Regions from separate parts of the Homo sapiens genome. Here region 1 is linked to region 2. The links are chromatin loops, found by intact Hi-C in ENCODE. Cell type or tissue: GM12878. All regions are shown on one strand. Links, peaks and the distances in the headings refer to the core of each region. The heading gives the core; the rest is flanking DNA.

Region 1 (16,378 bases), core at 6,034-11,033, 380 kb after region 2:
TCTTATTTTAATATTGGCAGCAAAACAAGTACCTGACTTTGACACCAACCAAAATTGCACATTTTTTCATGTCACATTACAGTGGTTACGGTATCTAGAAAGATCATTTTCATTCCTTACTACTTCAAGACCACAGTGGATAGATATAAGACCTGCCACTAGATCATTTTCTCTAATGAGTTAATAAGTACATACGTTACTACATCACAAATTTGATTTCTATAGTTTTGATACCTGTATTACAGTATAATTATTTCTCTTTGTAGTCCTATGTATTTTATTTTGTGCATTTAAAATATTAATCAGAGAAGCAATCCATGGGTTTCACCAGACTGTCAGAGGGGTCCATAGCACAAAAACTACTAAAAATCCCTGAGTCAGGCCCGGCGCGGTGGCTCATGCCTGTAATCCTAGCACTTTGGGAGGCCAAGGCAGGTGGATCACAAGGTCAGGAGTTCTAGATCAGCCTGGCCAACATGGTGAAACCCCATCTCTACTAAAAATACAAGAAATTAGCTGAGTGCGGTGGTGCGCACCTGTAATCCCAGCTACTCGGCACCCTGAGGCAGGAGAATCACTTTAACCCAGGTGGTGGAGGTTGCAGTGAGCCAAGATTGCACCATTGCATTCCAGCCTGGGCAACAAAGCAAGACTCAGTCTTGAAAAAAAAAAAAAAATCCCTGAGACAAAAACTAAAAAGAATGATAGATTGGCATGAAACCCCCTCTCTACTAAAAATACTGAAAATACAAAAAAAAAAAAGAAATCAGCCGGGCGTGTTGGCGGGCGCCTGTGGTCCCAGCTACTCGGGAGGCTGAGGCAGGAGAATGGCGTGAACCCGGGAGGCGGAGCTTGCAGTGAGCCGGGATTGTGCCACTGCACTCCAGCCTGGGCAACAGAGCGAGACTCTGTCTCAAAAAAACAAACAAACAAACAAAAAAACTTGTAGACAAAATTAAAAGCTGACCAAAAGCTGGGCCAATACATGTAGAGTATAAAAGTATATAAAAAGTTAAAAATCTAGAGGTGTCCAAAGCACTCAGGGGCAAATTTTTTAAAGATAATTACCCAGTAGAAAAATAGAGGAAAAACATGGATGGGAAATTTATGAAATACAAAATAAAATTAATCTTTATGTGTGAAAAAACAAATTTCAACCTCACCAATTAAGCATAAATTAAAGCAACAGGGATAGGACATTTTTCACCCATTCAATTGAAAATATTTGAAAATGTGTTAACTCTTATTACTGTAACGAAGATGGCATAGTAATACACACTTGTATAAACTTGTTAATAATGCAAATTGTAAGCTTTCTGAAGGGCAATTTGTAAATTCATATAAAAAAACATTAAAATATGCAAACCTGTTCCTCTAGTCATTTTGCTTCTGGGAGTTTATTCTAAGAAAATAATCAGAGACATGAAAAAAAATTATTTTAAAGGAAACTCAAACCAGCTTTATAAGGACAAATAATAGAAACAAATATGTCATAACAGAGTTAATTTTACATAAATTATAATTCTTCCATATAATTACAATGCACCTATTAAAAATTGGATTAAGAAAGTAAGAAAATGTTCAAGTAACATTAAGTGGAAAACTCTGGTTTTTAAAAGGTGTATCTGGAATGTGATCCCATTCTGTGCGTATACCTACATAATGTCAGGAAGACATTAGCTAAAATATTAACAGTAGTTATCTCGGGGTGGTGGAATCACAGTAAATTTTCTTATTTAGGTATTTTCCAAATGTTATACAATTAATAAGTTACTTTTAGAATCAGGAAAAGGTGAAAGCTACTTGTAAATATTGGCCACTTTTACCAAAAAAAAAAAAATCACTAAGTAAAATAAATTTGAAAAGAATGTAAGTGTCTGTCTAAGGCAGGATCTGAGTTCCCTTGGCCAACATTGAGAACCAACTAGCTATTCTTCTCTTGCCTCTCAAAGATCAACATGCTGCTTAACTTTCAACTGGGAGAGAACTGCCCCTGCCCAGAGGAGATTCGGGAGGAGCTGTATGATTTCCATGAGGACCTTCTCCTTCACTGTGGTAAGCTGCCCAGAGAAAGGCTTTGTCCTTTTTTTACAAGAAGAGTCTGTTTTTGATTCCTTCATTAGAAAGCTAGTGGGAGGTTGGGAAGTTATTTTTGTATTTAAAATTGCAATACTGTCTTTCAAGACGTGACTATCCTAGCTACTTGTGTCAGAAAAGATACAGGAAGTAACCCTGACAGAATATATGACCAAAATTCCTTCTACCTAAAAGAGCCTGTGCTGAGATATAGAGAGGAAACAGGGTTTCTAGCAAAAGAATGAAGACAACTGATCCTTATATAAACCTCACCTAATTTGCTTAAAGTTAGTTGGGACTCTCAGCTTCCAGGTGAGACAAGATTCTGATCTCTTTGCTTTTTAGCTATTAGGGGTGTGTGTGTGTGGGGGGGGGGGGGGGTGTGGGTGTGTGGGTGTGTGTGGTGTGTGTGTGTGTGTGTGTGTGTTTAGTAACTTCTGCCCTTAAGGCTTCTCAGCCAGCAATCTCTACTTGGATACGTACCTACTGGTTTTAAGCAGCTCTCAGCATTTGTGTTGCTTGTACATGGGTAGGTTTAATAATATATGGGTAATTGACAAGCTTTTCATTTGAAATAACTCATTGTTAACTTCTTCTACAGATTCTAGGGCCACGTCCCCCAAACATTCTTCCAGAGGTTTCAACACTATAAGAGTGTATGTAATCCCCCTTACACTCTTTCAGAGGTTTTGGGGGTACAGATTCAAAACACATGTTTTAGGATTAAACTTACTTGTTGTTCTGATAAACAGGAAATCAATATTTTTTTTTTCAAAAGCTATAAGATAGGTAACTATTCACGAGAATAGTATCTTTAGAAAGCCTGTAGTATCTTTAGAAAGTTCCAGAAGGATGGGAAGCAGTTTTTTAAATGTTCTTTGTGACACTATGATGGTTTCATGCACTGCTTTGGATTTTCACCCTGTTCTGTGGCTTGCTAGGGGTTCCTTTGGAAGAAGAGGAAGAGGAGGAGGAGGACACCTCCTGGACAGGAAAACTCTGTGCCTTGGTTTACAAAATCAAAGGCCCACCCAAGCCAGAGAAGGAGCAGCCGACGGAGGAGGAGGAGAGATGCCCCAGTAAGTGACATTGCCTTTAAATGACAGTGTGCTCTTCTAAGACTTAATTAATGTAACTTTTTTTAAACAAATACTGTAAGATAGATAGGGGCTGCTTAACTTCAAAGAAAGCATCTGGGCAGTATGTTATAATTGCTGGTGGTTCAGTTACGTATTTTGGGTTCTGCCTTTCTTCTGATTGAAGAAACTTACTTTCATACTGTCCTGAAACCTGAGATGGGTTGCTTGGTGTCTGTTCTTGCTGTCGTGTTCTACTTAGAGGTGCCTGTAAATACATGTCTGTTCTTCTTTTAGGTTTCCATAGTCTTCCTCTTTTAACCATTATTGTTTCTTAACGATTATTGTTTCTGTCACTTCCCTTTGTGGTTCCTTAGCATTGAAAATTGCCCCAGAGAGAAAATAAAATAATAATAAAAGAGAGTTTGTAAAGGATATAGGATATGAGTTTGGGGGGGTTGTTTTTGGATTTGGGGTATGATTTTTGAAAATGTAGCATCCTAGAAACTTTGACTTCCTATTTTTCAACAATGCCGAGCTTTGTCTAGATTTATCTCTCTAATCCTTATACTATAGATGACTCCTACCGTTTTGACCCATGATGAAACAAGATTATAACTTGTTCTGCAGGGCTGTTAGACTATCTCTAGGACATGAAATTTCAAGAGGAAGATTGTCTTGTCTGAGTATTATATATAATCAGTCTACTCCTTGGTACAGATTCAGCAAATTTATCATTTGTTTAAAGAAGAAGGAATTTCTCAGGTTTAATATCGTTGCTTTTTATCTTGTTACCTATTCCTATCCATCTTGGAACACCCTTTCAAATCGTAGACTAGAGCAATTGACTGTCAAGATAGGATCAGTTTGTCTGAAAACACTACTTTGGGGTTCATACATCTTACTGCCCTTACTGCCCTTTATATCGACCTTTCAACTTTGTCAGAATATCTCTGAAGGGAACAAATCTCACCATTTGTCATCGGAAGTATTGAAACCTCTGGAAGAGTGTATGGGGGACTTGGCAATGGCAACCCTTGATAGGGTAGTTCCATCAGTCACTCTGGAAAGGGCGGGTCTTTTGTGAGGATGTGCCAGCAGCACTCTAAAGCCACAAAAACGTGAGTTTAGGCTCCCTTTGTGGTTACCGCCAAAGGAGAACTGAAAATAGGCTGAGTTACCCATATGTCTCCTATATCACCTGCTGAGAGTCTCTTTTGAAAGTGGTTGCTTCTTTCCCACCTTCTTTTTCTTTTTTTTTTTTTTTTTTTTTTTTCCTGAGACAGGGTCTTGCTCTGTCACCCAGGCTGGAGTGCAGTGGTGTGATCTCCACTCACTGCAACCTCCACCTCACGGTTCAAGCGATTCTCCTGCCTCAGCCTCCCAAATAGCTGGGATTACAGGCATGCGCCACCATGTCTGGCTAATTTTTGTATTTTTAGTAGAGACAGGGTTTCATCATGTTGGCCAGGTTGGTCTCGAACTTTTGACCTCAAGCAGTCTGCCCTCCTCAGCCTCCCAAAGTGCTGGGATTACAGGCATGAGCCACCACAGCTGGCCCTTTCCCACCTTCTTTTTAACAGAGAGTTTGTCATGGCTGGCGGGGGGTGGGGTCCCACCAGGTGACCATTTCATGTGAGGTAAATGGAGTCAGTCAGATGAAGTCACTTGTCACCTGCCTCTGTGAAGCCTCCCCCTACATCTGTGAATGGTGTTCGGGCACCAAGGATTGCAGTCTGCAGCCCCGCTACCTCAGGCCTCAGGCACACAGACCACATTCTGTCTGTCTTGGCAAAACACGCACACCCGAGAGGCCAGCCCTGTATGAGACTGCGTGTCTTCACCTCATGCTTCTTCCCTTCCACAGGAGGAGTTATGAGAGGTTCACGTTTCGTGTCATAAGTACTCTATCTTGGGATCCCAGAAATAGACGAAATGGTTGAGGTGATCAGGCATGTTTGGCTTCTCTGCTGAATGTTCCAGACATGATGAATCCCCTCACTCAAGCCTGGCATTTTAAAATAAATTCTAGAGAGTGGTTTAACAACCACCACCCCCATAAATTGTTTTTAATATGATCAGATGGAGACAAGGTTGCTGATTACAGAACCATATGCATTAAAGGGTCAAAATCCTTTAAATTATTGGTAATTTTGTTCATGCTATTGCGTATCTGATTTCTATTACCCTTGCATTTGATGAAATAATAAAAGTGTAGATAGTGTTAGAAACGTTATACAATGAATTGGCAGTTTACTGAATACTTCCACACATATTCATTTACTGCTGTTAGTTTTCTACACTCCTCCATTGTATAGTTGGGGGAAGCAGGACTCAGAAGAATTAAGGGGTACTTGTTTATTCTTTCTACCCTTACCCGTTCCAGAAAAACGTCCGGGTGTCTGATTGTCACCAACCTAAGGTACGTAAAGTGAGTAAAGCTATGGCTTGAAGGCAGGTCTTCTGTCTCTTTGTATTGTGCTGTGCTTCTCCACTGTACCCTTGCCAAAGAACTTACCAGCATACATACCATGAGCTACAAACACATTTGGAATGGCTTTTTAAAATCACTCTTTTTATCTTGCCTACTACATCTGTGAGATATCTCACTGTTTTGACTCAAAATCTGAACCCAACGGAATTCAATGTTTTAACATTTAAAAGTTCACCAAACCAAGGATCTGAATCATTTTCAGATAAGGTGGTGGTGGGCTCACCCCGCAGTCCCTCTGCTGTGAGCAGTTGATGTTGGCCAATGACCTGCAGAGAAGCCACAACTTTTCTAGGAAAGAGAGAGCAACAGTGTCCTGAAACTCACATTCTGAAATCTGCTAGCTGGCTCAATGTTGAAGGGATTTGCCTAAATTAACTCCAAGCCATATTGTTAATGAAAGCTGTTACAATATTATCAAAGGATCAAATGATAATGAACAAGTGAAAAAATCTAACAATAGTAGCCACTGTACTAAGTCACTTTTTTTTCGTATCTCCATCCAGAAAATTCCCTAGAAAATGTTTTGCTTGTTCCTTCTGGCCAGTACTTTTCCAACGCTGCAGTTTAAGCAGCATTTCCTTCAATGTAAATATATAGGCATTGAATTATTCTTCCAGAAGAGGCTGACCATCTATTTCTCCTAAATTCTAAAATTAACAAAATAAAAACCATCTGTCAAATTTTACAGATTAAAATTCGGTAAATTCTTGATCTCTGCCATTTGTTGAATGCTTTCCCCATGGGAGAAGGAAGCTCCACGCTGGCATCTTATCTCTATGCTTAGAGGTCTTGAGATGACCCATTGCAATTCAGCTTTGGGTGGCATCGGTTAAGAACTGAGTTATAGGTGAGCATGGCTGAGTCTTTCTGAAGGAGGTGAACATCCCTCTTCTGTCTTTAGCCCTGTGCTGTTTGCCACAGAATGTTACCTCTCGCAGAGATTAGGTGGCACTCTTGGCCTTGAATAGTGCCTGCTCTCCCCTGCCACTCTTCTCCTAATGAAGACCAGAACTGGAGGTGACCTTGAACCTGTCAAGCCCCAAAGTCCTTACGTATGTTACCTCTTGCCTATTCACTGAACAGCCTAGGAGCCCTAAACCAAAATTCTCTCCCAGCTAAATGCTGTAGCATGTTTAGTGCTGAGAAGAAGAAAACATCTATACGAAATAAGTCCTAGCCCCTCAACACAAATACGCACATGCAAAGTGAGATAACTTAGTAGTAAGTACATCTGCAGAGCTCAGGCAGTATTTCTAAGCCTCTTCTCTAAATTCTCTCCAAAGAGCCTCTCCCTAAACACACACACACACAAACACCTCCTCTGTGAAGTCTTTCAAACTCATTCTTTTTCCCTCTACCCCTTCCATATTGTGGAATTTCTAGTAGTGTATGTATGACTTTCCACGTTATGTGAGGTACTTGTATATGTGTTTGTTTTCCTCACCAGGTCTTAATGCAGGGAACATGTCGTACTTGTTTCCACACTCAGCTCTATGGCACAAATCTTTTTGACCTCCAACTGAATATTGGTTACTTGAGGCTCATAAAAAAGAAGAAAACAGGGACCTTTCAGAAAAAGGAGGAAATGGGTATGGCTAGGCAACTCAAAATAATCATGAGGTTGGATGTATTGTAATAAAAGTACAGACAAAATACAGTAGGTGGCCAGAGGAGGAGATTGGGAAATTGTCTGTGAAGAATGTAGATGGATGGATAAAATAAGAAGGAAAAGGCATTTTTAATGAAAAAAAAAAAAAAAGCTGCTTCAACAAAGGCCCATGTGCAGCAAAGTTCATGTCATATACAGGAGTGGCAACAAGTTGAGAATGGCTGAATTATAAAAAGAATAGAATGGGTCAGAATGGAAAAAAAAAAAAAAAAGAGTGGTGTTAGAATATAGAACATCTTGAAAAATCCAGTGGCTATAGTCCCAGTTACTGGGGAGGCTGAAGCAGGAGAATGGGGTGAACCCAGGAGGCGGAGCTTGCAGTGAGCCGAGATAGTGCCACTGCAGTCCGGCCTGGGTGACAGAGCGAAAATTCTGTCTCAAAAATCCAGCAGCTAAACCGTATGCAGGCTTAGAGTGTTACTCTTTGTTATGCCCATGTATTTTGTAATATTTGGTCTCCCAGTTGTGGGGAGGGAGGGGCTAACACTTACGTGGTACCCACTTTGTCCTGAGCATTGTCTTGAGCACTTCCATAAATATTACCTCGTTTAATTCTCATGAGAACAATCTGTAATACACAATTCTATTTCTATTTTACAATTGAAACTGAAGTAAAGACAGAGTAAGTAACTTTCCAAAATCACACAGAGGTGGCATAAAACTTCAAAACTTTGTCAACCTGAATTCAACGCCCATCCTTGTCACTTATGTAATAACATCCTGCCCCCTATAGGCAATGGCTGTGAAACGGCTTAAGGACTAAATGATTAATTTACTTAACAGTACTGAGATAGTTATGAGCACAGGGCTCCGGAGTTAGGCTACCTAGTCTTAAGTTATTAACTTCTCCCAAAATTCATGATATCCAGGAGACTGAGCATGAGACAGCTTCTCTGTGCCTCAGTTTTCTCATCTATAAAATGGACATGGCATATACATACTTACCTCATTGGGTTGATATAAGCATTACATTAGTTAATATGTGCAAATTGCTTAAATGTGTGTCTGGCATATAGTAAGCGCTTAATTTTAACTATTTTTTGGCTATCGTTTGTTGATTACTTGCCATCTTAGGCACAAATCAAGCTGCTTTAGCAAGACAATAGTCTTTTAATTAATGATTTAGCCCTTACCAGCTTTGTGTAGCCCTCCCTGCAGCAGGGAGACATTGGGAACAGGAGCATCCATTAGGATTTCATCGCAGTGCTCTGGGTGAGAGGTTCTGAGGACTTGAATAAGGCTGGTATGGTAGCCAGGATAATTGCCCCCCAAAGATGTTCACATCCCAATTCCTAGAACCTGTGGATATGTTAGGTTAAATGGTCAAAAAAAATGCAGATGGAATTAAGAGTGCTAATCAGGAAATCTCGATTATTGGAGTTGACCCAAAGTAATCCCAAGGGTTCTCAAGAGTGAGAGAGATTGACAGAAGAGAGCCAGAGATATGCAACATGAAAAGGGTGTGGCTTAAATTTCCTGAAGGAAGGGGTCATGAGCCAACAAATGTACGCTGCCTCTAGAAGGTAAAAAAAAAAAAAAGGCAAGGAAATGGATTGTCTCCCAGAGCCTTCAGAAAGGATTGCACCTTGTCACACCTTGATTTCAGTCTAGATCTGGGGCAGACTTCTCATCTATAGAATCATAGGACCGGAAATTTCTGTTGTTTTAAGCCACTAAGTTTGTGGTAATTTGTCACAGCAGCAATAGAAAAGGTGGTGACAACAAAAAGTATTTTTGAGGTGTCAGACATGTTAGAGGTAGGGTTGCCATATCCTGGCACCCAGTTAGAAATGTGAAGAAGAACAAGGCATTAAAGAGAGCATTATAGTCGCCTGAGAGATGGTCAAGTGCATAATGGACATGCAGATGGGGTCAGTGTGGGAACAAGGGCAGAACTTTACTTTTATTTAGCTCCATAGAGGTTGCAAGAAGATTTTTTCCACACAGTCTGATTTGCCTTGACACCCTGCATGGCAAACAAAACAGATATCATTAGTCCTAGCTTAGAGATGAGGAAACGGGGACTCCGAGGTGTTAAGCAACTTGCCTACCTCACAGGTGGCAAAGCAGGCATAAAAACTCATTGTATTGGGCTCCTGGAATGGTGCTTCACAGTAATCGATGCTTAAAAAGTATTCTGTGATCTGTTGAATCAATCATTGTCAGGCCCTCTCTTTTGGTAGCCTGTGCTTTAGTGATGGGGAAGAGAGTTTGGTTCTCAGGAGAGAGAAAGTCGAACACTTAATTGAGTACCTCCTTTGTGCCCGGTACTGCGCTTGGCACTTCACCTTACCTCGTTTGATTTTATTCTCGCAACAAGCAACCAAGTATAGTGACCTCTAGGCTCCCATTTTATGCACTAGGCAACTAAGCCTGAGGGTAGAAAAATAATTCGGACAAAGTCTTGCAACAAGTAAGAAAAAGGCCAAGATCTGAATTGCATTCCGTATCCCGGACCCACACTCTTTCCAGAGCACCGGGCAGGGATGCCTGGAAAGGGGGCCATGGGGATGGAGAGAGGGGGATAGGGAAGCATGGATGTTTAGGGTACATGGCCAGTGGCTTGCCTCATAATCACTTATTCTCTATATTGAAACTAAAAAGCAATTCGATGACTTTCCCAGCTGAGTGAAGACAGAGGCCCGAGGTCCCTGAGTCCTTCGCTGTGCCATCTCTGCCTCATCTTTATTTCAGAGGCATCTCTCCCTAACACATCAGCAGACGCCCTCTGTCCTCACTGTGCTCTTTTCCCCACCATCATCATCGGTCATTTAATCGCCTACATGTATTGAAAAACTGATTATGAGGCTGGTTGACAGATTTCAAAAACAGGCTAATTATCTTAGTCTGATGGATGAAACCCCTTGGGACTCTAGAGCAGGACTGGCAGAATCAGGCTGCAAACACAGTCTTACTGGCTTGCAGGGCTGCCTCTGTCAGATATGGGTATCTGTATCTGTCTGGCTAGGGAAGCAGTTCTGGGAGTGAAGCATTTTGCTTCTGCTCTTGTCTCCATCCTTAGAGATGTGGAGGCTCTGCTCAAGGTAGAAAACCACAGACGGAGGGAAATTTAGAAACAGATTTAGCAGAAATACACACCTGTCACGAGCCTATCTAGACACAGCCTGTCCTGAGAGCCAAGCTCTGTGGGCCAGTATGACTGGGGCAGTTTTGTGGGATTCACAGCCAATCACGGATAGAGTCAGGAGGCTCCATATCCACTACGCCTTCTGGACACCACCTATTTATAGGAACTTAGATTTGTTTATTCAATTGAAGCGTTGCTTTGCCTAAAGAAACCATAAAGTGAGGCTTGGGTTAAGAAGGGCCATCATCGTTGGGGAAATTCCGTCCATGCCACACCTGTCTTGTCAGTTTTTACATGGTAATGATGAGGATTGAATGATCATTCAGGCACAGTAATAAAGAGTCGGACACAGGAAGCTCTTAGTAAATGTTGGCTATACTATTTGATATGGTTTGGCTCTGTGTCCCCACACAAATCTCATGTCGAATTGTAATCCCCACGTGTTGAAGCAGGGGCCTGGTGGGAGATGACTGAATCATGGGGGGGAGACTTCCCCCATGCTGTTCTCATAATAGAGTTCCCACAAGATCTGGTTGTTTGAAAGTGTATAGTTCTTCCCCCTTCATACGCACTCTCTCTCTCCTGCTCTGCCATGATAAGATGTGCTTGCTTCCCCTCTGCCTTCCACCACAATTGTAAGTTTTCTGAGGCCTCCCAGCCATGCTTCCTGTACAGCCTGCAGAATTGTGAGTCAATTAAACCTCTCTTCTTCATAAATTATGCAATCTCAGGTAGTTCTTTATAGCAGTGTGAGAATGGACTAATACATTATGATAATGAGAGGTAGGATGTTCTAGAAGGCAGTTTGAACTTTTATTCTTCAGCCAAGGAAGCCGATATAGAAAGATAGAAGTGTACATACCCAAAAATTAAATACAGACCTGAGATGTGTCCTGCTGTTTCCTGTGGAGCCTGGGGCCAGCCCTATACCATCACGCGCCTCGAGGGGTCTGACAGCCAGTGCCTGTTCCTGTGCCCTGATAACATGCTGTAAACAGAGCAGTTCTTCTTATCACCCAAGAACAATGCTCCGGGTTATCTTCACAGGTTTTTCCTTTGACTGCAGAGAGCCTTGTAACTTTATTCTGAGTAATCACAACATCCTTGTTCTAGCAAAATGAGGCCAAAATGGTACCTACTGCACAACCTGGGCCAGAGAGGCCCTGGGGAAGCACAGAGAAATTTGCATGATGAATTCTTCAAAAGTCCTCTTGAAGTCCATGGATTTAACTTTTTCCCTGACCTTCTCTGCTAATAAGTAGTAGATACTTGATGACTTTGTAATTCAGATCAGACTTTTGGCCTAGAGGATGCTCTAGGGCACAGACCACAGAGGGCATGAGTTCCCCTCCCCCCCGCCCCCTGTAAATCTTCCCTACTAAATCTAGAGGGTGTTATTGCATCACCTGACCCCTGACACAGGAAGCTTCATTTCTCTGCCAGCAATCAGGACAGTCATCAAAAAGGCCATCAAGTTGCCACAGCTCATCTCCTCGCTGTAAATGTTTAGTGATGTGCAGTGATGCTTTGATAATGGCCACTTACTCACCATAGTGAGTAACCACTGGAATTTTGAGATTTTATTTCTTCATCCTCAGGTTTTACTGTTAGGAAAAGCAAGCTGGGTACCATCAAAATAGGGCATTAAAATGTGGTGGTAAAATTCTTGATGCTCATTAATTTAACCCAATGAAGCCAAAGGCTTTCATTTGCCATTTTAGTAAACTGACACAACCCTTTCAAGAGCTCCATGGGTCAGATAGAAATAGAACCATGGAATATTAAGCCACAAGTGACTTGACTTCATAGAAGGGCACAGAGACACAGAGAGGTAGGTGACTTGCCCAAGGTCACATAGCCAGAACTAGAACAAAGGACTCTTATTCCCTGACCAGTACTCTTGTTCCCATACCACACTTACATTCATTTTCTTCAACATAAATTTTGTATTGCTAATTTCATTTTATTGGTGAAGAAATCAAGGCTCTGGGAAAATGAGTAATCTGCCCAGCTGAGAGTCAGAAAAAGAACTAAAGCTTTATGATTTGGGAGATTTTATTTCTGAATCCATTTTATGGTTTATTAAAAGAGCATCATCTAGATATTATAATATAAAGTTAAAGCATTAATAAAGATAACTGTTTTTCTGAGTTTTATGGAGCTATTGAGAGTAAACAGCTCTCAGATGGTCAGGTAGATGTGCTTAGATTCCAGCAGCATGGGTTTGAATCCAAACTCTGACATTCACTAATTGATTGTAATATTAGGCAACTTCCTTAACCTCTGTATATTTCAGTTTCTCTATATGAAAAATGAGAATAATAGTAGCTCCTATCCTGCTGAGTGGGGGCTAGGGAATATAAGGATTAAATAAAATAGTGCTCAGCTGGATGTCCTGGTACTTGGAAGTTTGTATACCTCAGCTTCTGAAATGAGTATACAAAGCATAGATCATAAGAACTTCATCTCCACATTTATCTTTTCAGATGCGTTCAGCAAACGAGCAACAGGAAGCCCAACTCAGGTAGAATAGCCATTAACAGATTTCACTGGCTGACATCTGTGAGTTTAGCGATGGAGCCAGCCAAGGACTGAGTTCATCCAGTGGCTCTGCTCACTCTCCAGGCAGTCATCTTGCTTCTTGTTCCAGCTTTGCCCTCGAGCTGGCAGAAAGATGGTGGCTGCAGTTCTGGGCCTCATATCCGTGCACTACAGTGTCCAAGGGAAAAGTGAGAAAGTTTATCCTGCCCTGGTATTGCAAGCAAGGATCCCGAGATCACTTTTGATTACAAAAACTTGGTCACAGGCCAATTCGTGTACCAGAGTGTGACCTAGAAAATGGAACATGCTAGTTGACTTAAGTCAACAGGGTCTATTTTTGAAATAAGTTTGGGTCATTTTACATTCCTGAGGAGCATAGGCTGTAAGTTGGAGAGGCAGAAAACTGTGCAAAAGCAGGGTTCTGTTAAGAAGGAAGAAGAGACAAACGGGTGCTATGTATGTGGTCAGTAATATTCATTATGCATGATGGTTACATCTTCAGCGTCTTTAATTTATTCAGGGGTAAATGTTGACATGCAGCCGGTTCTGGCTCGTGATTTTCAGAGGGAGAACAGGGCAAAAAGAAAAGCTGTGTTCTAGAAACTGGAGACTGTGCTGTCTGTAATCTACATACGTTACCTAATGGTGCACAGCAGTTCTGCAGTAGGTGCTTTCTGTGTTTAATGTCAGCTCTGGCTTCTCAAGAGCTCTGAGCCAGATTCAGGCAGACCTCAGTTACCTCAATAGCCCTGCAATTTACTCCAGCTGCCTCAACAATACATAGAAGACTGTATCTCTCTTGGGTCCCAGTTTCTGTGGGCACATTTGTCATGGCTTTCTAACAGAGACTCTCCAGTCTGGTTTGTAGCCTCAGAAAAGAGTTAACCATCCTCAACCCAAGACTTTCTTAACAGCTGGAGTACGTTAGTTTTCTACTGTTGCTATAGCAAATTATCACAAACTTAATGGTACTGCAAACAACACAAATTTACCTCTTACGGTTCTGGAGGTCACAAGTCAACAGTAGGCTAGTAGGGCTGCATTCCTTCTGGACTTTCTAGGGGAGAATATACATTTCATGCCTTTCCCAGCTTCTTCACATCTGAAAAGTCTCTTTTGTAAGGTAACATATTCATAGGTTCTGGTAATTAGGACATGGACGTTTGGGGGAGTTGGAGGGACATTATTTAGTCTACTACTGGGAGAAATAAAGTAGAGGTCAAAATACACTTGTTCTTTACACTTCAAAATTATCTACCACCTGTTCATGCCTCCAGAGCATTTACAGCATGCCACAAGCTGACTTTTCAATCACTTAGAATTTAAAAATAAGTGTACATCCTTTACATGCACATAATTATTTTTCTTTTCCCATTGTAATGTGAGCATTATAAATTGCTTTCTAAGTGTAACCTAAGTGTGGTGCAATTTTGTTTGCTCCCTCTTCTCAAAGTGATTGGATGACTTTTTCTTCCAAACTGACCCAGATTTAAGAGCACTCACAAAGATACAACACCAGCGTAGGTTTGAGATCTGTAAGCTGCAGGGATTTGCTTTGCCAGTGGCCAACCTCCACTCTTCGATCATAATGTACTTCATTGCGTGATGGCCACTTGGACTGTGATCTAAATTTGGAGGAAGAAATAAAAGATTATTTACAGACCCCTGCAGCCTAAACATTTAAACCTGCACCATGAAAATAAGTGACCTTTCCTTTATGGTAGTTGGCATTGCAAAGCTGGTTATTTTACCATTTAAAAAGGAGTTACACCAACTTTGGTAGGTGAATCTTTAGAGAATTTCTCATAAGGGTCACACATGGTGGGCTTGGTTTCTAAAGTCAGAGCAGAAAGTTACAAAACAACAAGTGGAGCGCAATAAACAACTTAACAATGAGTGACACCTGGACTCCAAACTGATGTACTAAGGCTAGCTCAAATTTAAAGACCCTCTAACTCTTTGTTATTATGTAAAAGGTCTGACTAGTCCAAAAATTAGGTAATGAGTAGGTTTTTTTTTTTCCTTTTTGAAATATCCCTCAGGCATCAAGTCTCCCTAAACAATACAGTGCCTTGGAAATATTTCCATTCTGAGTTAGCCTGAATAATCATTTAAAATGCAGCTTATACATCATATATTTGATATCATTGCCTTAATGTGACTACCCCTAATTACGCTAATTGCAAAAGTGAAGTGAATTAGAATGTTAATAATAATCTCATAAATGAAGCCATTTATAATTATCAAGGAAACCATCTGTACATGACTAGCTTCCCTAAGACATTCTGTTCAAGAGCATTTGCTTTATTTCTCATCAGAAAACATGTGCCTGGCAACATATTTTTCTTTCTTGTCCCTTTTTGAAAAGAACAGTATATTGTAATCCCATGAACCGAACCATCGAGTGCACTTGGCAAGGCCTTCTTGAGATTCTGCTAAGTCAGTGCATAAAAATCCTAGAGATGCAACAAGGTCTGCTGAGGCGTCCTTACTATGTGTGGTGGTTCTGAGTGGGGTTAAGTGGTGTGCACATGCATGTGTGTGTGTGTTGAAAGAGTAAGACGGGCCATACCTTGTGGCAAATGGTAGATTTAACCTCTTCACCTCAATGTCATCTTGCTTCTGATGGCTGTCCCACTTTGAGAGTCATGTTTCCTTTTTTTTTTTGAGATGGAGTCTCGCTCTGTTGCCCAGGCTGGAGTGCAGTGGCGCGATCTTGGCTCACTGCAAGCTCCGCCTCCCGGGTTCATGCCATTCTCCTTCCTCAGCCTCCCGAGTAGCTGGGACTACAGGCGCCTGCCACCATGCCCGGCTAATTTTTTGTATTTTTAGTAGAGATGGGGTTTCACTGTGTTTGCCAGGATGATCTCGATCTCCTGACCTCATGATCCACCTGCCTTGGCCTCCCAAAGTGCTGGGATTACAGGTGTGAGCCACCGCGCCCAGCCGAGAGTCATGTTTCTTATGAATACTGAAGTATTTTGTAGTCACTAAAGGGTAGCATTTCTAAAGATGAACTCAGTAAAGCAACAGAAATAAAATCAGTATTTAGTTGTAACTCTTCTTAACATCTCTAATGCTCTTTGTTTATGAAAGAGATTCATGTATATTCACAAGAAATAAGTCCCTCCATTGCTGTTTGAAAATCCTACCAAAATTGGGGAGTCCATTCCAAGATGGCCAAATAGGAACAGCTCTGGTCTGCAGCTCCCAGCATGATTGACACAGAAGACGGGTGATTTCTGCATTTCCAGATGAGGTACCTGGTTCATCTCACTGGGACTGGTTGAACAGTGCGTGCAGCCCATGGAGGGTGAGCCAAAGCAGGGTGGGGCATCACCTCACCCAGGAAGCACAAGGGGTCGGGGGATTTCCCTTTCCTAGCCACGGGAAGCCGTGACAGACTGTACCTGGAAAAAGGAGAAACTTCCGCC
Region 2 (16,378 bases), core at 3,800-8,799:
AAATACCATTTAACCCAGCAATCCCATTACTGGGTATATACCCAAAGGAATAGAAATCATTCTATTACAAATACACATGTACGCATATGTTCATTGCAGCATGTTCACAATAGCAAGGACATAGAATCAACGAATCAACTCAAATGCCCATCAACAATACACTGGATAAAGAAAATGTGGTACATATACACTGTGGAATACTATGCAGTCATAAAAAAATAAAAATAAAAAAACGAGATCATGTCTTTTGCAGAGACATGGATGGAGCTGGAAATCATTATCCTCAGCAAACTAATGCAGGAACAGAAAATCAAACACTGCATGTTCTTACTTATAAGTGGGAGCTGAACAATGGGAACACGTGAACACAGGGAGGGAAACAATACACTTTGAGGCCTGTTGGGGGTTTGAGTTGGGGGAGGAAGAACAGTAGGAAAAGTAGCTAATGTATGCTGGGCTTATTATTTAGGGGGTGGATTCACAGGTTCAGCAAACCACCATGGCACACATCTACCAGTGTAACAAACCTGCACATCCTGCACATGTATCCCAGAACTTAAAATAAAAATAAAAATTAAAAAAAAACCCAGATGACACATTGCATTCAGTTGTCATGTGTGTTGAGTTTACTTCGAAGTAATTTCTCAGTTTTTCTTTATACTTCATGGCACTGATAACTTTAAAGAGTACAAGCCAGTTGTTTTATAGAGTAGTGCTCATTTGGAGTTTGTATGATTTTTCTTTTTGCGCGATCTCAGCTCACTACAACCTCTGACTCCCTGGTTCAAACGATTCTCCTGCCTTGGCTTCCCGAGTAGCTGGGATTACAGGCACGTGCCACCACGTCCAGCTAATTTTTGTATTTTTAGTAGAGACGGGCTTTCACCATGTTGGCCAGAATGGTCTCCATCTCCTGACCTCATGATCCTCCCGCCTCGGCCTCCCAAAGTGCTGGGATTACAAGCGTGAGCCACTGAGCTGGGCCTGTCTGATGGTTTTTTATGATTAACATCACTTTTTTAAAAGTTCTACTCTGGCCAGAGAAATAGCTTCAGTTACTGCCTAATATATCCCCAGCAAAGTTCCTTTGTTCTGGCCTTAAGAATCTGACCTTACTACTCTTTCCAGCCTAAGTTTTTATACCCCAGCCAGACTGGACTACACAGTTGACAGTTATCTCTGACTGTTCTTAAGATGTGCCTTCACCCTGGATCATTTTCCTCATTCTCATTCCACCGATTGACCTCTACTCTTCGTCTTTTAAAGACAAATGCAAATGCCACCTGATACGATTTCGCTGTGTCTCCACCCAGATCTCATCTTGATCTGTAGTTCCCATAATCCCCGTGTGTCATGGGAGGGACCCAGTGGGAGGTAACTGAATCATGGAGGCAGTTACCTTCATCCTGTTCTTGTGATAGTGAGTTCTCACGAGATCTGATGGTTTTTATAAGGGACTTTCCCCTGCTTTCCTATGCACTTCTTCTTGCTGCTGCCATGTGAAAAAAGGACTTGTTTCCCTTTCTGCCATGATTGTAAGTTTCCTGAGGTCTTCCCAGCCCTACAGAACTGTGAGTCAATTAAACCTCTTTCCTTTATAAATTACCCAGTCTTGAATATTTCTTCATAGCAGCGTGAGAATGGACTAATACCCCATCTGAAAATATCCATATTTTCTCCCCAGTCATGGAATCATCCTTTCACTTTACTGATCCTCTCTTGCCTTTATTTAGAGTTTTATATTGATCACCATCAAAATTAAAATGGAATTATGAAATATAAGCCTATGAGCACTTAAAAAAAGGAAGCAGTAATTGTTAGTAGCCAGCATCCTACAGTCAGGGCCAGGTACACCAGCATAATGTCATTTCCTTTTGTGATAAGATTGTGACACTGAAGGCTCAGGAAAAGAACAGAGGCATCTCCATCTGAGCAAGGCATGTGACCAAATCCTAAAGTGTGGACCAGGTACAGAAATGGTGAGCTGCACAGATTCCTAGCCCCTGGAACCCTCCTCTCCCAACATTGGGGCCCCCGATCCCCAACCTGAGGCTCAGCCTCGCCCTGTCTCAAGGAAAGAGGCTATTAGGTGGTGTAGCCCAGGTCACAACAGTGGCCAGTCTAACTTAGACTCTGTGTGGTATTTTTAGTCGGCTTTCTTGCTCCTGAAACCAAGTCCCCACTTGGTGTCCAAGTTCTAGTGACTACGTGTAGTTCTTATTTGTCTTCTATGCCTCAGTGTTCATCTGTTACCTCCAGCCCCATGTTTTTATCTTAATTATAGCTTCTCCTAGAAACTGAAGTCCTGCCCTTGACTCATAGCTGGGGCTTTAGATTCTAGATTGTTTCCTTGATGCTAAATGTTTCTTGGATTTCTAAATATCTGCCTCTGTAATCCCTATCACTCCGCTCCCTTCACTTTTTAGAATAAGCCCATTACGGTATGTGATCCTCATTCTCTGCCTTGCCCAGTTGACTACTTGCTTGTTGTCTGTTCCCATAATTTCTAGATATTGCTGCTGCCTGTATCTGGAACTGAGTTCCCTTCAGCTCTGACATGTGGATTGGTCTTCTGATGCCTGACCTCTCCTTTGGCAGGTATACTTTTATGTAGGATCCTTTCTAAGTTGTCCTAACCTGCCATTCCTGACCATAGATAGCCAAACTGTCTCTCATTACTGCAGAGTGTCAGCTAATTAAACATCCACGTATGTGGGCAGTTGACTGTGGGGTCAATGTCAGTTTTGCAGAATATCTTTAGAGGATACTGAAGGGCTCTGGATTTGGTGCTGCTGTGCTGTTCAACTTTTTTGTTTCAAGGGCTAGAAGAAAGCTAGAGAAAGAATGTTTATCAGGTTTTCAGATGATCTGTAGCTCTTGGGAAGTAGTAAATATAATCCTTTAATACTTTGAGAATATTCTAAGACTACTATGAAAGGGCAAGACAAGTAATATACATATTACAATCAATAAATGTAAAGACCTTTACTTAGTTTCTAAAGGTAACTTCTCAAGTACAGGAAAAGAAAAAATATATTACCATAGTGATCAACACTTGGCAATCCAGCAGCACTGAACTATAAGTAACTCCTTTTTACATCATGCTGCTTCTCATTCTCTGGCTTTGACTTGACTTTTCTCTTCCACGAAGATATTCCTTCCCCACTGCTTTCATCTGCCTAACTCCTCCCCATGCTGTAAGACTCAGTCTCCTCCCCAGAGCCTAATTTGACAACCCAGCCTGTGCTATTTGCTTTTCTTCTGTAGCTCAATGTGTTCCTCCTCCTTGTAGTGAACACATTACGGAATAGGTATATGGCCTGTATCCGTCTCCCAGAGGAGGCTGTGAGATCTCTAACAACTGGGGCCAGTTCTTCTTCATCTTTTATATCCAGTGCTTAGCCAGGCCGTGGCACATAGTGAATGTTGATTAAGTGTCTGAAGATGCTGGAACAGGCTTGGTCCTCCTCTAGGAGTGAGCCCATACAAGATCTAAAATTGCTTCAAGTTACTTTTCTGAATTCCACCTCTGAAACCTGCTTTTTTATCCTTGTCTATCCCTTATTGAAGCCATTTCACTTTGGCTGTTAATATTTATCTTGACTTGCTCCTCAGATAATAAGTTTTTAGTTCTCGGTTGCTTTTGGGCCTACCCTCAAATTGGAGTTCCTTCTTTATTTTCTCCTTAGCCTGGGCCCCCAAACCCAGGACAAGGACTGGCCTGTTTACTCCTCTGCCCACATGCCCAGCTTCTGTTCCTGAGACCCAGCAAGGACGAAAGGCATTTCCTCGACTAGCCCTGTCCTGCCCCCTCTCTCCTCCCACCACACACCATGCTCTCTTTGGCTAGGATGATGGCTGCAGCAGCAGGGCCTGAGGCTTTAGTTGACTTCAAGTATAAGACAAGCTATCAGCGTGTTATAGCTGCAAGAAAAGCACATGCTTTTGCATAATTCACGAGTACAGTATAATAAATATCATGAGAGGAAGCGACTCCATTACACTCTAAATAGATAGATCCAATTCAGGCATCACATTTAAGAATCATACAAATTTAGTTCCTCTACAGAAAGCAAACCAGAATGCAGAAAGATTTTCAGGCCCTCTTCTGGAAAATGGATAACCCAGGGCTACACGAGTTCAATATGTGAATACCTGTTATAGAAAAAAATGTTAGAAATAGCATAGCTTTCTAAGTAGAGATTAAATTAAGTAAAGATTTTTGCTTAGTATAAGAGAAATTTCCTCTCAATAAGAACTATTCAAATGCAAATGACTGTTTTTATAGATAATAGTCCATCATTTTATATGTATAATTAAAAAATATAATATGTAATTATATATAATTTATAATATATACTTTTATATTTATATCATACAGATTATATATATGCTATATTTTTTAAGAGTGTTAGGAACAATTCTTGGATACTAGATATTCTACAGAATATTTATGTACTCTTGAGATAGATTGGACTACATAATCTGTAAGATCCCTTTAGCTTCTGAAATTCCAATCCTGTTAATGTATAAAGCACCCATGTCAGCCTATTTTCTAAATTTATACATGTCTTATTGGTCCTACTATATTGCAAGCTCCTTGAATACAGGGATATTATATCTAATTCACCTTTGCTACCCTTGTAACAGTACATACATATTATACAGACTTGCTCAATAGGCATCTGATGAATAAATGTATGAATGTATGGATGGATGGATGAATGGATGGATGGATAGATGAATAGATGGATCAAACAAAAACCATGTGGACTTCTCTAAGAGATTTTATGTGATCTTGAGAAATCCTTCAATTTCTTTCTCCAATTAATGAAACGAACATTAACTAAGGATCCGACTACCTGCAGTGTTAGAGGAAATAGTAAATGTGTAATTTAAAGACGCTGGAAACGTACAAATGTTAGGCAAAAACAGTAAAACAGTATTTTGTTAATGATATTTGTTCCTGTCTCAAATCCTTCTATTAAAATTTAACTTTTTTTCAAATTATGGAATTTTATAGCTGACATTGAAGGCTCAGATGCATTTTTATCTGAGATTAATTTTTTTTACTATGCCATATTCTTTGTAAGAAATCTTCACAGGGCCATAAAATCTTTTTGTGGCATGGGTTAGAATACATTAACTCAATAATATGGCTTTAGTTATACTGCCTAATTTCAATGTGAGAAAAAATACCAACTTCACTATTAATTATTAACAGTAGCAGAAGTAGCATAAACACATGTTTGTCAGGGCTTAAAGCAAGATACTATTCCTTTATTCCCCCTAGGATTGATATGAATTTGTCCTCGCAGTTCACATCTGTTGGGTTACGTGCTGCAGCCCCAAATCCCACCTGATTTACCCTATTCACAGCTACAGTAATAGCAGGGTGAGCTCCTGACCAAAGCCAGATCCATCACAGCCCTTTTCCTCAAAATCTGAGCTTGAGATTAAATATCAGCCTCTCTCCTCATAGCTGTGCCTATTACATGTTAAATCTGATGCTCACTTCTGCCATGTTTCCCAATGTATTCCGAATAATTGAGGAAGTCTTCCTGGCTATTTGTTGTTTAAATTGCCTTTATAATGTATATGTATATATTATTGGGTCTCTGCTGATTGTAGTCTTCTGGAGAGCATTTATTAATTGAGATTCTTTGGGTTACAAGTAACATTGTAGGTAGTTTAAGAAAAAATCGTAAATCTAGCTTAAGGCTATTGGTACATCTAATGGAATCCAAGACCACAGAGCTAGATAGACGGTATCAGCACTAGCACCCTGCCTGCTGATTAAGCCTGTTGCTTGGACAATTTTCAAAATTCAATTATTCACTTATTAAAATTTTTTCTCACCTCCTGTATATTTGCAGTGATTATTGGCCCTTTTTATTTTTCAAGTCCATTTCAAGTAGGTTTATGAAGATTGTCCTGGCTGAGGTCATCTTTTTATAAGCCAGAGTGTTTTATTTGCCATTAACAATGAAAGCGTATTTATCAAACATGCTATCAATCTCAGTAACACAGAATCCCTATTAATGACATATTTCTGATAGAACAGTACAGTGAATATTACTTAGGTTCTTCAAGATCCCAAATTGCTTCCTGAAGTCTTTACAAGAAATGAAACAGAAACTGTAATTAGGTCTTTAGTGTTTCTTCATTCCATTAAAAAGTATCAGTTTGTATTTGCAACATATGATAGCGCCAACAGAATATTTAATTAGCTCAAATCTAAGGCATTGCAGAGGATACACAGGCTTTATCAGAAGATAGATTAGCTCTGTGCCACCAGAGGGCGACCTAACCTAATTATGTGGAAGTGTGAGACTCCGGAGGGGTTAAAATCTAGAGTGAGCCCTAAATGGTTGAGGGGCGGGAAAGGAATTACAAACAAGAACATATACAATGGAAAATTAGAATCAGCACACACAAGCCTACAATTTTCCAAGTCTTCCTAGTCATAGTTTCTTGCTTCCGAAAAACTTGTTTCATTCATTAAGGACATATATTAACTGTTTGCTACCTGATATTTTAATGCCTTGCCTTGGCTATTTTTAATCCTTGCTATTGCCTCATTGCAGGCGGTGGTCATCATTTAAGTGTTTCTTTAGGTTAAATAATTATGTAGAAAGTAACGCACTGCAATATTTGTAACTCACTGCCTAAGATGGAAAGGAGGCCCTGAGCCACTCCAAACACACAGGGACCCTCATGAGGCATCATCCCATTACTGTCCCTGTTCGCTTCCCCACTGTTATTATAGCAACTGTGCTCTCATGGTCTAACCCAAATTCCTAGCAGTATAGTACAAACCCACTTTCTCCTCTTTTGTCTTCAGTAGTGATGGGAGCAGCTTGTGACACATACAAAAAGTTTTGTTATATCCTTTCCTTGGACTTTTATTCTTCCACTGAAATCATGTGCATTCTTTTTAGCTTATTTTCAGACATTATATAACATTGCTACTTTCTTTCCAATTTTCCTGTTATTTTGATGCTCTCTTTTAAAACAATAGAATTGCTTGTTTTAAAATCATTATAACTAATAACAAAAATAGTTATTCTGGCTGATTTCATTTTTAGTTTTCCTCTCGTGGCGTCAAGCAGGAGTCCATCTGTGTGCCATTGGTGAAATGGTGGTGTTTACTTTGGTTTTCATTCAAACACATATCAGAGCCAGCCATTCAGTCTGAGTTCATCCTGCCTTCTATTCCTTCAGCAGGCGAACATGAAAGCAGAGTCTCCACGCCCGTCTCCAGACAAACAGCCTATCGCTGCCTGAAATCGGTGCTTTGATTCTCAAATGCAGCTACTGGGCAACTCACAGTCCCCTGCGTACTGAAGGCAGTTTCCTAGGCAGACCACCGGCACAGCCCAGACCGCAGGGGCCTGTGAGCGGACGAACCTCTGAAGTTATGTGGCTGCTGTCCCGAGTGGTGTACACGTTTCTCACCGCATTCATCCCTAAGAATATCTCATGGAGACAATCTTTCCTGGGAGACAGGTCACGCAGCGGTTGCAATAGGTGTGACAAGCTTCCAAGCTATGTGTCGCACTGCAAATATGTGGGCATTAAGGAGTGTGTTTTCCTGGCTCCAGACCCGAAAACTAACTCTGCCCAAGATAACTAGCTGCCCCAGGACTCAGGGCAAACAAACAAACATGCTGCCCGGCCAATGCTGTGTCCTTTCTGCTCTAGCGAGAGAAGCTCCTGTTAAAACACAAACACAATCTTGTTGGATAGTAGGGGATTGTCGCAAACTCACACACAGCAGACGGTCAAAGTGGAGGCATATTTTCTTTAGTGAATAAGAGATTCTTTTCCTCCTTCTATTTTCATTCTTTGGGCTGTCGATGAGGATGAAAAAGAAGCAAGACATGATCTGCTTTTTCCATTCCCATTCTTAGCAAGGGCAGTGGCAAATAATTGGTCTCTCTAGAGCGTAGCATATTAAATATTAACTACCAAATAAGAACAGAAAGTCTCTTTCCAGCCCCATGATTCTGCCTAACACAAAAAAGTAGTTAACATTTTTTCAGATCTTTTGCTGTGTCAGGCACCCACGCTAAATAAGTACTTGGTATACATTATATCATTTAATTTTCACCACAACCTTTTCAGGTAGTATTACTGTTATTCCCATTTTACAGATAGGGAAGTTGAGGCCGGTCGAGTATAGGAAATTTGCTCAAGTTCTCACAGCTGGTAAGCTATAGAGATGAGCTTTGAATCAGCATTTGTAACCATACTCTAGTCAGGACTTGAACAGTGTACTAGAATAGAGCATGTACACAGATAGGACACATTGGGTTCTATTCACCAGTCATAAATCTTCACTGAAGAACTTATGCTGTAAAAATAGGTTTCATATCCTGCCAGTTTCTCTAACTGAAGGAAAATTCCAGAATCTGATGGGCTTTGTGGTTCTATGGACCAATGAAAGGCACCAGGCTGCAGAGAACAGGTTCCAGCTTGAATGGTGCATGGACGTTTCTCCTGTCTGTATCTCTCACCAAGTGAACTCACATGACAGCTGCAATGGCTGTGGGAGGGTGGGTATTCCAAACTGCTCAGGTTTTAGCCTTGAGGTGGACATTAATCTTCTTGAGCTGTAAGACAGATGCCCCCTTATTCTAAATTAATACATTTTATACAATTGAAGATTAATAGATATCAATCAATCCATACCTACAGAGTATGTATCCGGCATTCAAAGTCTTGCTGGATTCTGTAGAAGATAAAAAAATATATACACAACATGGCTTCTGGTGTGAATTTAGCCATTAGCAAGAAGGAGAGGACTCGAGGTTCCATGGCCACTCTAAGCTGTTCCCAATTCCTGGGGCCAGTCACCCATAAAGGCACATTTTGCTTTTTGTTTCAGCAAGACCATAATCAATGGTATACAACAGTGGTTACTCAACAAGCTTTTTGCTCTTAGGATTCCTTGGACTCTTAAAAATTGTTGAGAACCCAAAGAGCTTTTGTTTATGTGGATTACATCTAATAATATTTACCACATTAAAGATTAAAACAGGCCGGGCGCGGTGGCTCACGCCTGTAATCCCAACACTTTGGGAGGCCGAGGCGGGTGGATCATGAGGTCAGGAGATTGAGACCATCCTGGCCAACACGGTGAAACCCGTCTGTACTAAAAATACAAAGAATTAGCCGGGCGTGGTGGCGGGCACCTGTAGTCCCAGCTACTCGGGAGGCTGAGGCAGGAGAATGGCATGAACCCAGGAGGTGGAGCTTGCAGTGAGCCGAGATCGCACCACTGCACTCCAGCCTGGGTGACAGAGCGAGACTCCGTCTCAAAAAAAAAAAAAAAAAAAAAAAAAAAAAGAAAGATTAAAACAGATCACTTAAAATATTTACTTATAAGTTATTTTAAAATAATGATAATACATCCACATGTATTTTATGAAAAATGACTGCATTGTTCCCCCAGATTAGTGAGAAAAATGTCATTGTTTTAGATTTTTAAAAAATATTGTATTGAATGGCCTAATAAAAGACAGCACAACTCTATCTTCTTCTTCAATTATAATCTGTTGTGACATGTTGTTTTGATTCAAGTATATAAAGAAAATATGCTTCACCTGGGTATGTAGTTGGAAAAGGAGGATCTAGCCAACTTCCTGGAAGTGTCACAGAGACCCCTAGAGGTCCTCAGGCCACACTTTGAGACCAGTTATCATTATGTAGGGTGTGGGCACAGGCAGCTTGCATGGCTTAACATCAGCCTATGACCATGTATTGGTAAAAATATAGAGATGTGGTATGACTCTGGGTGCCCTACAAGGCAGCTACCTGAATGGCAGGATTTGAGAAGCATGATGAGGTCCTCCTGCCCCAAATTATCTCCCTTTCACTGGCTCCTCACGGTGCAAGAGCCTGATGATTAGTTTAATCTTTGGATGAAGACACTGAATGCTCCAATTTAAATTCAGATTTATTGATCATCCTTTAAATAAACTTGTATTAAGTGACATAAATGTGCAAGACTTGGAGCTAGGAACATAACTGTGAATAAGAGAGAATAATAGAACAATTGATTAGTCAGTAGTTTCCTGAGAGAATGGAAAATAGGATAAGCAAGTGTTGATTGTATGGAGTGGCAGAAAAAGTCTAAAGAGGATATTATCAAGGCCTAATTCAGGCCAAACTAGAGGTGGCCAGCGTGGAATGACTTGAGGGATATCTGGAATTCTCATCTGGGGAAAAATAGTATCTTTGAAAACTCAAATGAGAAAATTCACTTCTTCTAGTTATTCAATTCTTTTAAAATGAAAATATGCCTCCTTCTCCCTATCAGTATAAAGACCACTATCAGAACTATTGGATATTCCTGCCTGCTGTGTCATTCAGGACTCAACAGAATACACACACACACACACACCCCACACACACATACCGATTTACTGCAAGAAATTATGCAACAGGGAGGCTAGGCATGTACAAATCTGTAGGGCCAGTTAGCTGTCAAGAAGGGCAAGCTGGAAACTCCTGGGCAGGAGACGATGTTGCAGCCTTCAGGCAAAATATCTGCTTCTGCAGAGAAACCTCAGTTTCAACTAATTAGATCAGGCCCACCCAGATTATCCAGGATAATCTCCTTTACCTTAAATTGACTGATAGTAGATATTAATCACATCTACAAGATGCTTTCACGACATGCCTGGATTAGTGCTTGGTTGAATAACTGGAGATCATAGCTTAGCCAAGATGAGACATAAAACTGACGAGTGCATTACTTTATTGTAAATTTTTCAACTTCTCCTTCCCTAAAATGTTTTATAAATTAAAAAAATTCAACACCTAGGGACTAAAAAATGAAAAGAAAAATACAGAGCAGTAAGATAGAAAGAGAAAGCTGGTCAAGAGGTGGGGAATGGAAGGAAGAGAGACAAGGAAAGCCTGGAAACTGCCACAGAGAGACATGCAAAATTAGAGAGGGGTGAGGCCCAGGGACAGGAACAGAGAGGAAAGGGTGACTGTTCCGGAGTCTAACTGCTCTTATCACTAACTTTAAATTAGGAATTCGAGAAATAATCATTATTCATAACTCTTCATTTTCCTTATTCTTGGTGCTGAATGGAATCGCTGTCTGAGTTTGCCAGGTAGGAAAATATAACTCTTGGAGCTCAAGTGACTGGAAACTTACTAACTTTAAATCCTAGCTGGAGCTGGCCTCTGGGATACAGCTTCCCCATTCCTGCACTCTCTGTTGAGACAGGTTTGGTTCTTGCAAGTTTGCCTAGGGAAAATGTGACCTGTCTCTTCTTTTGGTCAAGGTCTCGAGCTCTGTCGTCAGACCGTGCGGAAGGAATCCTTTAGGATGGTCCCAGTGAACTCCACCTCTTGATATTCATGCCCTTTGTGTTATCTCATCACTGTTAGTGTGGGCTGAGGCTAATGATTTGCTTCTTATGAATACAATATGGCAGAGTGATGTGATATCACTTCTGCAATTAGGTTTGCATCTTGCTTTCACTCTCTGTCTGTCTGAATCTTCCCATGTACTTGTTTTAGTGAAGCAAGCTGCTATGTTGTAAGTCACCTTATGGAGCGGCCCATGTGATAAGGAACCAAGGATGGCAAATGACTTGAGTTCTGTGCCTCAGTTAACTCATTTGTAAAACGTGGACAGTAATAATAATACTGACCGCATAGGGCTATTGGACTAAATGACTTAATACATGTAACCAGAATAGTGCCTGGCACACAGGAAATGTTAACTTAATACTACTACTACTACAGATACTGCTCTACTATTATCATTCAAAGTTCAGAGAAAGATCACCGTGTATATCCTTCTAGAGAAAAGCACAATGTTACTGCTGGGCAATTAAGAATAAATGCTGCCTCTTAGGGATTTAGTCTTAAATTTTCAACATCAGCTTCCCAAGCTTCTGCTAGCTTCATGCAATTCTAATCTTGGAATGGCAATGTCCTCGTACATAGATGGCCCCTGAGAGCCCAGTGCCTTGCTGAGCCCAGAATATTCAAAAAGATTTCCAAAGTATTTGGAAAATATCTTCCACAGATATCTTTTCCCATTTGTTCTTTTTATCACTTTGTGATTTTTACCCAAGGATTTTCAGTGCCTGGTCAGGGAGTTACCTACTAAAAAAAATAGACAGGACGTCTGGCCTCAGAGACTGGCGAGGAATCACTTAAATGGAATGCTGAGCAGAGACTGCACCTGCCCTGTCATTGATCTACTCCAGAATCTTGCAGTGCTTTTGCCTCAAGGGATTCTGACTGGGCTGCAGGGAATGGAGGTGTCAGACCAAACTGAAGGGTCATTATTGGTCATGTCTCTTCCCTTAACTGTACATCAAGGCTAATATTTCACCCTCTCTACTTTTCTTTCTTTCTTTCTTTTTTGAGACGGAGTCTCCCTCTGTCGCCCAGGCAGGAGTGCAGTGGCGCGATCTTGGCTCACTGCAAGCTCCGCCTCCGGGGTTCACGCCATTCTCCTGCCTCAGCATCCCGAGTAGCTGGGACTACAGGCGCCCGCCACCACACCTGGCTAATTTTTTGTATTTTTAGTAGAGACGGGGTTTCACCATGTTAGCCAGGATGGTCTCGATCTCTTGACCTCGTGATCCGCCCGCCTCTGCCTCCCAAAGTGCTGGGACTACAGGCGTGAGCCACCGCGCCCGGCTTACCCTCTCTACTTTCTAAGCTGTCTTTTTAGGAATGAATGAATGAATGAATGAATGCCTCAATGATATCATTAACACATCTGTTATGACGAGAGGAAGCTTCAGGTAATGAGTATATTTGATTTTTTAAAAACCTGCCAAAAGGTAACAGATGGAATGTTAAGTAATAGCTAAATAAGCCTTGCAATTTGGCAGAAATGGGCCTGAACTCAGAGTTCAAGGAATTCTTCTACTTCTAGAGATCCAAGAATGCCATAAATGTACCGTCTGTTGACCAAGGCAGGGAAGCCGTCACTCAAGTGGATTTCAATCTATTCTCATTTGTCCCTTCCCAAACTGCTCTCCATAAGCTTGCAGCAGTTGCTGTGTAGCCTTAGAAGTAGTATCCATAGCTGTGTTGATAATGAGGAAGAATAATCAACCTCTAAATACAAGTGCTTTGGATCAATCTGTAGGATCTAATTTGACTATCTCAAATCTAAAGTAATTAAAAGAGTGTTTTTTTCTTCTCTGCTTGAACTGGAGACATTAAAGCATAGTGATTTGGTTTGGCTTTAAAATTAGATAGACTAGGGTTTAAATCCCAGTTTAGCTGAGAACCCTTAGGGAGATTTCTTTTTTGTTTGTTTGTTTTTTGAGACAGAGTCTCGCTCTGTCGCCCAGGCTGGAGTGCAGTGGTGCAACCTCGGCCCACTGCAAGCTCCGCCTCCCGGGTTCACACCATTCTCCTGCCTTAGCCTCCCGAGTAGCTGGGACTACAGGTGCCTGCCACCACGCCCGGCTAATTTTTTGTAGTTTTAGTAGAGATGGGGTTTCACCGTGTTAGCCAGGATGGTCTCGATCTCCTGACCTCGTGATCCGCCCGCCTCAGCCTCCCAAAGTGCTGAGATTACAGGCGTGAGCCACCGCGCCTGGCCGAGAACCCTTAGGGAGATTTCTTAACCCTTACTCTCAGTCTCCTCATCTGTAAAATGGCAGTAAAAATGCCTACTTCACAGGGTTGTTGATAGCTATTATCATGACATGAGAGAGAATATTTAACATGGAAGGGCAGGGCAGGGATAGAGAGAGGATGAAAGCTGGATCTACCTCTGGAAGTGATGATTTTTGAAGAACGGCATTGCCACTCAGTAAAGCACTTTGCCTAGTCCAGCATAACTGAGGGGTTGCATGAAGCAGCAGTCCCGGCCCCAGGCCTTCCACATGACAACCAGCATCTCAATCAGGGGAGCTCTCGGGCCCAATCATTGTATCTTTGCCTCTGTTCTGCGAGCCTAAAAAGAAATCATCCCATAGGGCTAAGCTTAATCTTGTTTACTCATGGGAGCTCCTTCTGACCACCTCAGCCAGTGGTAGTCTCCCTGGACACTCAACTTCTACTCCACTCCCTGGACACTCAACTTGCATTGCTGCTTACTTTACTGTACTATGTTCATATTTTGTCTTTGAAACTAAGCTGCAGTTCCTTGAGAGAGGTAGATTTTTATCTTATTTGAATCACTGCCAGTGATAGTATACTCATTACCTGAAGCTTCCTTTCCTTATAACAGGTGTGTTAAATATACCATTTTTATGTTCTTTGAATCACTCCCAGTATTCACAAATGCTAAGAACTGTGCTCCCCAAATTGGTCTGCGAATCCCTAGGGTTCTGTAGAGCTGAGTCAGGTACCTCACCTACTATGAGATCACTGGGCACCCAGTGCCAAATCCTGGGACCCCCATCCACATCTCTCCCTGCAGCTTCAGCCGGAATAGCCTGTTTTCATAGGTTTTGCCTTTGGTTGTCAGTGGTGATGATGACGATGGCATATTTATTGAACATTGGGTTTCCTCCCATTGTTGGGTATTTGGCAGCCCAATTTCCAACTGCCCAAGGGCTTTCTCTGGCAGCTGGAGCAGGCTGAAGGTGCCAGAGAATTAACACCCTGGGAGCAGCCTTCACCCAGTGACTGACCGGAGTTAGCGTGTAAATACCCCAGCTTCCTTGTTTTTCTGAGGGTGACTCTGAAGTGCATGTTCCTCACTAGTTCCCAGAGTTCCCCAGTGAGACTGGGCTCCTCATGCACAGTGGTAACCTGCTTGATAACTTGCTCCTTACTGGCTTCCTTCCCTTTCCTGTCTCACTTTCTCACTCTTACTGGTACTTTCTGGGATCATCTCCGAAATCAGGGTCTGCTTTTGGAGAAACCAGACAGTAAATCAGCATCCATCTGCTCATTGCCAGTCACTGTTCTAAAAACTTTATAGATGGCCGGGTGTGGTGGCTCACGCCTGTAATCCCCGCACATTGCGAGGGTGAGGCTGACGGGTCGAGAGGTCAGGAGATAGAGACCATCCTGGCCAACATGGTGAAAGCCTGTCTCTACTAAAATACAAAAAATTAGCTGGGTGTGGTGGTGCATGTCTGTAGTCCCAGTTATTTGGGAGGCTGATGCAGGGGAGTCACTTGAACCTGGGAGGCGGAGATTGCAGTGAGCCGAGATCACACCACTGCACTCCAGCCTGGCAACAGAGCGAGACTCCGTCAAAAAAAAAAAAACAAAACACAAAACCCAAAACTTTATAGAGATACTGACTTTTCAATTCTTCAATCATCCTCTTAAATTTGTTTTTAAATTTTACTTTCCTTTTTTAAATAAGAAAATTGAGACAAGGCAAGGTTAGGTATCTTACTCAGGTTCACAAAGCTAAACAGTGTTGGTGCCAGGATTCAAAGCAAAGGGTTCCAAATTGAAGAGACTCTGAAATGTGCTGATCCAGGTAGGTACTCTGCCCATTGGATGAGAATCTTAGCTTCCTTGCAGAAGTCCTTGGCAAAGCTCAATTTCTCTCATTAACTCCTGAATCCTGTCTTTGTGTTGAAGTGTTTTAGGTCTAGATAACCTTTGTCTGTTGTTTGAAGGCATCTCTTTATCAGAAGTGTTAGTTTTTTTTGCTTTGTTTTGTTTTGTTTTTCACACACCAAACTCAGTTGTGGAAGCCAGTAGAGGGGCAATGCGGCAGGGAGAAGTGTGTGTCCTGATGTCTTGACTGAGTGACTCATTATTTCTGCTGGTTCCTTTGCCAGTGTCAGTCATTGTTCCTCCAAGGATGGTGGTAGCAATAATAGAGATAGAAAGGCTGGGAGGAAGGAGAAGCCAGTAGGTCTGGAAAAGGGGAGCTCATGGGGAGGGTACTTACTTACAGGATAAATTCTGTTTTAGTCATGTTGCATTTGAAGAAATGGTGATACACACAGTTGGAAGTCTCCATCGTACAGTTAGAAAAGTAAATCTATAACTTGGAAGACCTGGCAATAAAGATCTGAGCATAGAGACTGTGGTGGCTAAAGTCATGAAAGAGGATAAGATGAGTTTGCAGAAAATGAAGGAGGTTCAAATTTGGAATCTTAGGGAATGTCCATTTCTGATATCAGGATGAGAAAGAGAGTTCATCAAATGAAATCAAGAAGGAAGGGTCAGAGAGGTAGAAGAGTCTGGATAGTGCTAGGACCTGGACCCCAAGGATGGGGAGTAGTTTCAATAAATAGTAATGAACCAACAGGGCCAAATACTGAAAGGGTTGAGAAGAACAAGAATCACAATTAAAGAGTGCTTAAGGTGTCTCAGCGTTTGAGGCCATAGACTATAATGTTGTGGTAGAAACTAAGAAGTGGAAGGATATGAAAAATGTGAAGTAATGTGTAAGTCATTGAAA

What was found. A loop is a pair of places that touch in the nucleus more often than their neighbours do. Peaks named below come from ENCODE experiments on the same cell type or tissue, not always from the same donor. Only the 100,000 strongest peaks of a DNase experiment are listed, where the experiment ranks them.
Region 1: a loop joins it to region 2, with 10 times the contacts of the local background. A loop is called at or near these places in 10 of 110 quality-filtered maps.

Annotation. Positions count from the first base shown.
Region 1 is chr15:33,667,402-33,683,779 of GRCh38, forward strand. RYR3 (ryanodine receptor 3) reads left to right here. Exons shown (of 104, transcript NM_001036.6): 37 at 1,953-2,055; 38 at 3,018-3,155. Among named protein-coding and RNA genes, the nearest start is that of CHRM5, 290 kb to the right of the region's middle. In GM12878, for the core only: a CTCF peak has its summit at 8,046 (motif pointing left); a DNase peak (open chromatin) is centred at 8,048; H3K27me3 peaks cover 270 bases.
Region 2 is chr15:33,286,603-33,302,980 of GRCh38, forward strand. No RefSeq gene overlaps it. Among named protein-coding and RNA genes, the nearest start is that of RYR3-DT, 16 kb to the right of the region's middle. In GM12878, for the core only: a CTCF peak has its summit at 6,298 (motif pointing right); no DNase peak of the experiment used is centred there; H3K27me3 peaks cover 120 bases.